Regions from separate parts of the Homo sapiens genome. Here region 2 is linked to region 1. Evidence: chromatin contacts called from ENCODE Hi-C or POLR2A ChIA-PET data. All regions are on one chromosome and are shown on one strand. The core of a region is the stretch at or near the end of the contact, and the rest is flanking DNA. Distances in the headings are between cores, read along the strand shown.

Region 1 (2,771 bases), core at 85-2,584:
GCAATATACCAATGTAACAAACCTGCACACGCACCGAATCTAAAATTAAAACAAAACAAAAACACAACAACCAAACAAAAACCTTTCCGTGATCATCAGGAGGCTGTCATATTCTCACCCCCTACTTCACGCTGGGAATCGAGCTGCGGGCTTTACAACAGCGTCAGCTGCTCCCTTTGGCAACGACCAGAGAGGTCCTTTCTCCAGAGATTTTTGTCAGCTCTGGGCACTTTTGCTTTGTGGGCCTATCTTCCACTTTATAAAAAATTAAAAATGCTACTTTCCACTGCATTCAGTACTTTTTCTTCTCTTTTCTTTTTTCTTTTCTTTTCTTTCTTTCTTCTTTCTTTCTTTTTCTTTTTCTTTTTTTTTTTTTTTTTGACACAGTTTCACTCTGTTGCCTAGGCTGGAGTGCGGTGGTGTGATCTTGGCTCACTGCAACCTCCACCTCCTGGGTTCAAGCGGTTCTCGTGACTCAGCCTCTTGAGTAGCTGAGACTACAGGCGCCCGCCACCATGCCCAGCTAATTTTTGTGTTATTAGTAGAGAAGGGGTTTTACCATGTTGACCAGGCTGGTCTCGAACTCCTGACCTCAGGTGATCCGCCCGCCTCGGCCTCCCAAAGTGTTGGGATTACAGGCGTGAGCCACCGTGCCCTGCCCTTTTTATGTATGTATTTATTTATTTGAGATAGGGTCTCGCTCTGTCGCTCAGGCTGGAGTGCAATGGTGCGATCTTGGCTCACTGCAACCTCCGCCTCCCGGGTTCAAGCGATTCTCCTGCCTCAGTCACCCGAGTACCTGGGATTACAGGCGCATGCCACCACGCCCGGCTAATTTTTGTATTTTGAGCAGAGACGGGGTTTCACCATGTTGGCCAGACTGGCCTCGAACTCCTGACCTCAAGTGATCCGTCAGCCTCGGTCTCCCAAAGTGCTGGGATTACAGGCGTGAGCCCCCACGCCCGGTCGCGTTTAGTACTTTTTACCAAAACTAAAAGAAATTAAAACACTTTCGTGGGTCCTGGACACTTCCGGAAGGATTTGTTTCCAGCTGCCAGATGAGGAAACTGGGGCTCGCAGAGCCGGCGCCGCAGGGGAGGGGCTGTGCACGAATCCAGTGGGAAACCTCTCTCCGGAGCTAAGCCCCTGGTCCACCCGGGCATCGCTCCGGGATCGACTGGGGGCGTTCCTTCCGCCGGTCCCCTTTGTTCCCAGTGCCGAGCCCGCGGCCCTGCCCTTCCTCCAGGCCCCGCCCCTTCTTCCAGGCCCCGCCTCCCGCCCGGGCCGAGGCGCGCGGCCGCGCGTGCGCCCGCCCGCCCGTCCCCGCCTCGCGCATGCGCCGCGCTCGCTCGCGGGAGGGCATGGCGGGGGCCGTGCCGGGCGCCATCATGGACGAGGACTACTACGGGAGCGCGGCCGAGTGGGGCGACGAGGCTGACGGCGGCCAGGTGAGGCGGGGCACTGGGCGCACCCTAGAGAGAATCGTTCGTCTCCGCCGCCGGCGGGCCGGCCCCACTCCCGGAGAGGCCGCGCGGCGCGAGGCTGCGGGCGTGCGGGGGGTGTGCGCGCGCACGGCCCGCGCGGTCACCGTGTGGTTCAAGCACAGCCCGCCCCGCCCCCGCCCGCCCGGGGTCCCGCGGCGCGGCCGCCGGGGTCCCCGCCTCCTCGCCTGCAGGACCTTGGGGTGGGGGTGAGGCGCCGGAGGCTCTGGCGCGGGGCGGCCCGAGGCCCCCAGTACCCCCTCGCTCCGGCCAGGCCCGGCGCCGGCCCTGCGACCCCCGCGGCGGGCGGGACACCAACGCTAAGGTGGAGGGTTGGGTCCGGAGCTCACAGACTTTTAAACAAAAATAAAGTGGAAAAACTTCACAGCAGCATCATGAGGAAAAAGTAGAACTTAGGGCATTCCTACATGTGCTTTACTGTTTTATAAACTGTACTCTTCAGCACCTTGGGCTGATTTCATCTGTTTTTGGGCAAACTGATGGAAAGGATTTTCGGGCCTTGACCTTCCAGGGTTTGGGGTGGAAGCCCAGGAGGGATCACTGTTCCACCCTGAGGACAGGGACTGCAGAGCCAGGGCAGGTAGCTCTAGTCTGGACAGTGTGTCCCCACCTTACTCTAAAGACCCAACTGAGGCGCATGATTGAAATGTAGCTTCTCACGTCCCTCCCCTGGAGACGGCCCAACAGTTGGTCTGGACGGGAGCCTGGGAACTTGCATTTTTTTTTTTTTTTTTTTTTTTTTTTTTTTTTGTGGTGGAGTTTCGCTCTTGTTGCCCAGGCTGGAGTGTAATGGCGCCATCGCGGCTCACTGCAACGTCTGCCTCTCGGATTCAAGCGATTCTCCTGCCTCAGCCTCCCGAATAGCTGGGATTACAGGCACCCACCACCATGCCCAGCTAATTTTTAAAATTTTGAGTAGAGAGGGGGTTTCACCTTGTTGGCCAGGCTGGTCTCAAACTCTTGACCTCAGGTGATCCACCCACCTCTGCCTCCCAAAGTACTGGGATTACAGGCGTGAGCCACTGCTCGTGGCCCAGGAACTTGCATTTTTAACAACAATCAAGATTGGGGATGTCTGGTGCATTTTGAAGTGGTATTATAAGGGAATAAAGGATGAAGTGGGGCTTACGTTGATAAACATGGGTGGTGGTGTGATGGCGGCTTCGGAGCCATGGTCTAAAATGCCAAGGCGGGCGATGTGTTTCTGGAACTGAAAGAAGCCCTGTGATGTTAGCTGCCTGGTGGAAGCAGTGGCAGGAGGTCAGTAGG
Region 2 (2,700 bases), core at 185-2,684, 3.7 Mb after region 1:
GCTGGACTCGGCTGCTGCGGCTAAGATGCTTTCATGTCCCACGTTGGGCTGGTTTTCGTGGCAAACGTTAGCCCTGAAATGTAAGTCCTGCACCGCACGTTCAGCAAGGACTCCCTCAGGTCCGGGCCAAGCCTTGACATACATGCTGGGCACCCACTTCTCCAGGCAGAGTTCTCATCCCTCTGGCTCACCAGCTCAGAACGGCACGCTCAGTAAATGCCAGTGCTTAGGACGTATCCATGTGAGGTCTTGGTACAATCCTGGAAACTTCCTTTGGGAAATGCATGAATGTGGGACCCTCCTCATCGCCCTGAGAGTCCAGAGTGTTGCCTGCCCAGCGTCACTCCACAACCCATCTGTCCCCTGGATGGCAGGAGCCAGGCCAGACGCCCCATCATAGCCAGCTTTTATGTTTGCTCCTGTTGTCCTTTAGCCCTGAGTCATGGAAGGCCCACCCTCCCCTTTCCAATCTAGACACCGCTGTTTTAATGGGGAAACGGCCTCCCAGAGAAGATTTCCAGCTTCAGAAGAGAACCCGGAGCTGAAACTCTTGGGCATGATGAAGATGGAATGGGTACTGTCACACACATGCTGCTTGCGTGAGATTCAGATAAGGGAGGCTGGCCCGAAGCCAGGTCGCTGCTGGATCTCAGAAAGACGTCAGAACGAGGCCCCAACGGAAGCCCCTGGAGGTGCACAGCTGGTGAGCTGAGTGGTGCCATGTAATTCTCATCGTCTGCGGCCGTCTGATGGGCATCTGTCGGAAGCCACATGGCTGATATTTAAAAGAGGATTTTAAATTTGCTGATTTAAATGTGCATAATAGGTAACTTTCGGCTGAGCTTTACATATTTATGTCAGAGCTTTTAATTCAGGTAAAACAGCCTTCAGCTTGGAGCTGTTTGGACACCTACAACTACCTGTTCTTTCTCAGTTGTGGCTTTCATTTTCAAGAAGGAAGTCCTTCTGTTTCTCTGTGGCCATTGCTGGTCACGAAACTTAGCAATCTGGCTTCCTCTCAAAGCTATGCAGACGGGATCCTCCCCCTTCCCCCTTACCTGCTTTGGCCCCAGCGTCTGGTCCTGAGGCCAGGGCTGAACAAACTGCCTGTATGAGGCAAGCCCAGTGCCCGGGCGTTGAGCGGGTGTTTCACGGCAGCCAGCGTCTTGGTTCGCAATGGTTTACGTGGGCTTGCCCACCATTGAGCATCCCAGGGACCCCATCAGATCCTTTGCAGAAGTGCTGCCGAATCCGACCCACTCCCCCTGCCCCCGCCTCCCCCACCCTGCCCCGCCCCACACCCCCCACCCCCGCTCGGCCCCCCTCCCCGTGCCAGCACGTGCAGCTAGGCGGAACCTCTGAGCACTCTCCCGCCTGCGTCAGGCTGTTCCTTGGCCCTGTTGAGGCTCCTTCCCTTCATGTTCTGGCCCAGCCCGGAAATGAGGTCAAGTTTCTGCTATTTATGTGTGTGCGTGTGCACGTGTTTGTGTGTGTGGGTGGACCTTGACCTCCAGGCAGTCCTCAGGGTAGTTCTTGGCTCTGTGTTCCTGCACTAAGAAAAACAATGCGAGGGAAACACACCCACAGGCTGCCTGGGGAGTCTGCGTGGCTCTGAGCCTGGCCTGTCCTCCTCCGGGCCTCTGAGGTTGCTTTCTGTTTCGGCGGCCGGCGGCCGGTGGAGCCCTTGCGCCTCCTCGTCAGTCCCGCCCCGGGGCTCTTGCTCCTCCGGCTTTTCCGCTGACTCCTGGCATTCGAGTTCTTGTGTTACACATGCTCCTGGGACGTCATCCTTGTGACAGCTCGCTTCAGTAGAAAGCCTGTGGCTCGTGGGTGGCCGTGGGTGGCTCTCTGCCCCTTGGGGAGGCGTGGAGCATTGCTCTTACAATATGAATGTCTCTCCTTCCACGCACACTCCCTTTCTGACGCAGCAGGTCCCAAACCAGCCTGGCCTGCCAGCTCGTGGATAGGTGTTGGCATTGTAAATAAACCCCCGGGTGTGGCCGCGGGCACCCAGGGAGCAGGCCCCAGGCATGAATGCTGTGGAATCTCTGCTGTCCGAGGCCTCCAAATACGGCCTCAAACAGCCTCCCGGCAGTGTCCAAGGTCAACAGCGGCTGCACGTGAGTGCCACACGAGCGTGCACGGCTCTTTCAGTAGGTGTCAGAAGGCAGCTGTGACGCAGACGCTTGGCTCTGGGGCCAGACTGCGGGGGCTGCATCCTCATTGCCACCGGCGGGCTGTGTGGCCTCGAGCAAATGACTGACCCCCCTGGGCCTTCTTCCCCTACTGTGAGGCCTGGGACGGTGCCTGGTACACAGCTGGTGCTCAGTGTGCACAGCGGGTGTTAGCACCCTGCCACCCAGCGGGATTCTTCACAGCAGCTGCCCGCCTTCGTCCCAAGGAGCCTGGGGCTGAGGCATCCATTCGCTGAGAGGGCGAGACCTCCGATTCCACAGAGGAGCCCTGTGGGGACCGCGCCTCGGCAGAGGACGTGGCGGGAGGACCCAGAGCCCAGCTTTGGGGGCTCAATCCTGAGATCCCTGTGGCCTTGGGGAAGGGGTGCTGGTACCGCCAGATCTCTCCAGACGTAAAACAAGCCTTGCCTGGACCTGGGGGAGATCCCATGGCCTGCTCCCGGCCTGACCATGCTGGGCCCGGTTTATCTGCCTTCACAGATGAAGTTGCCCCTTTATTAAAAAA

Evidence for each region. Hi-C counts contacts between places; a loop is a spot of excess contacts on that map. ChIA-PET counts read pairs that join two places held with the same protein, here RNA polymerase II (POLR2A). Pooled maps may share reads with other maps.
Region 2: a loop to region 1 is called in a pooled map, with 7 times the contacts of the local background. The contact joins the promoter of SLCO4A1-AS2 here to the promoter of NELFCD in region 1. A Hi-C loop is called at or near these places in 1 of 168 maps with a recorded cell type or tissue (vagina) and 1 of 50 pooled maps. POLR2A ChIA-PET finds 5 or more read pairs at or near these places in 1 of 52 experiments (activated naive CD8-positive, alpha-beta T cell).

Annotation. Positions count from the first base shown.
Region 1 is chr20:58,979,922-58,982,692 of GRCh38, forward strand. NELFCD (negative elongation factor complex member C/D) reads left to right here and starts at 1,335. Exons shown (of 15, transcript NM_198976.4): 1 at 1,335-1,448. The coding sequence starts at 1,389. RefSeq lists a silencer at 1,191-1,670 and an enhancer at 1,593-2,093.
Region 2 is chr20:62,650,752-62,653,451 of GRCh38, forward strand. It overlaps SLCO4A1-AS2 (SLCO4A1 antisense RNA 2), which reads right to left and starts at 1,435. Exons shown (of 2, transcript NR_183965.1): 1 at 1,059-1,435; 2 at 1-757. All of the region lies in intron 1 of SLCO4A1 (solute carrier organic anion transporter family member 4A1), which reads left to right. RefSeq lists enhancers at 547-846, 857-946, 1,727-1,916 and silencers at 1,127-1,306, 1,417-1,546.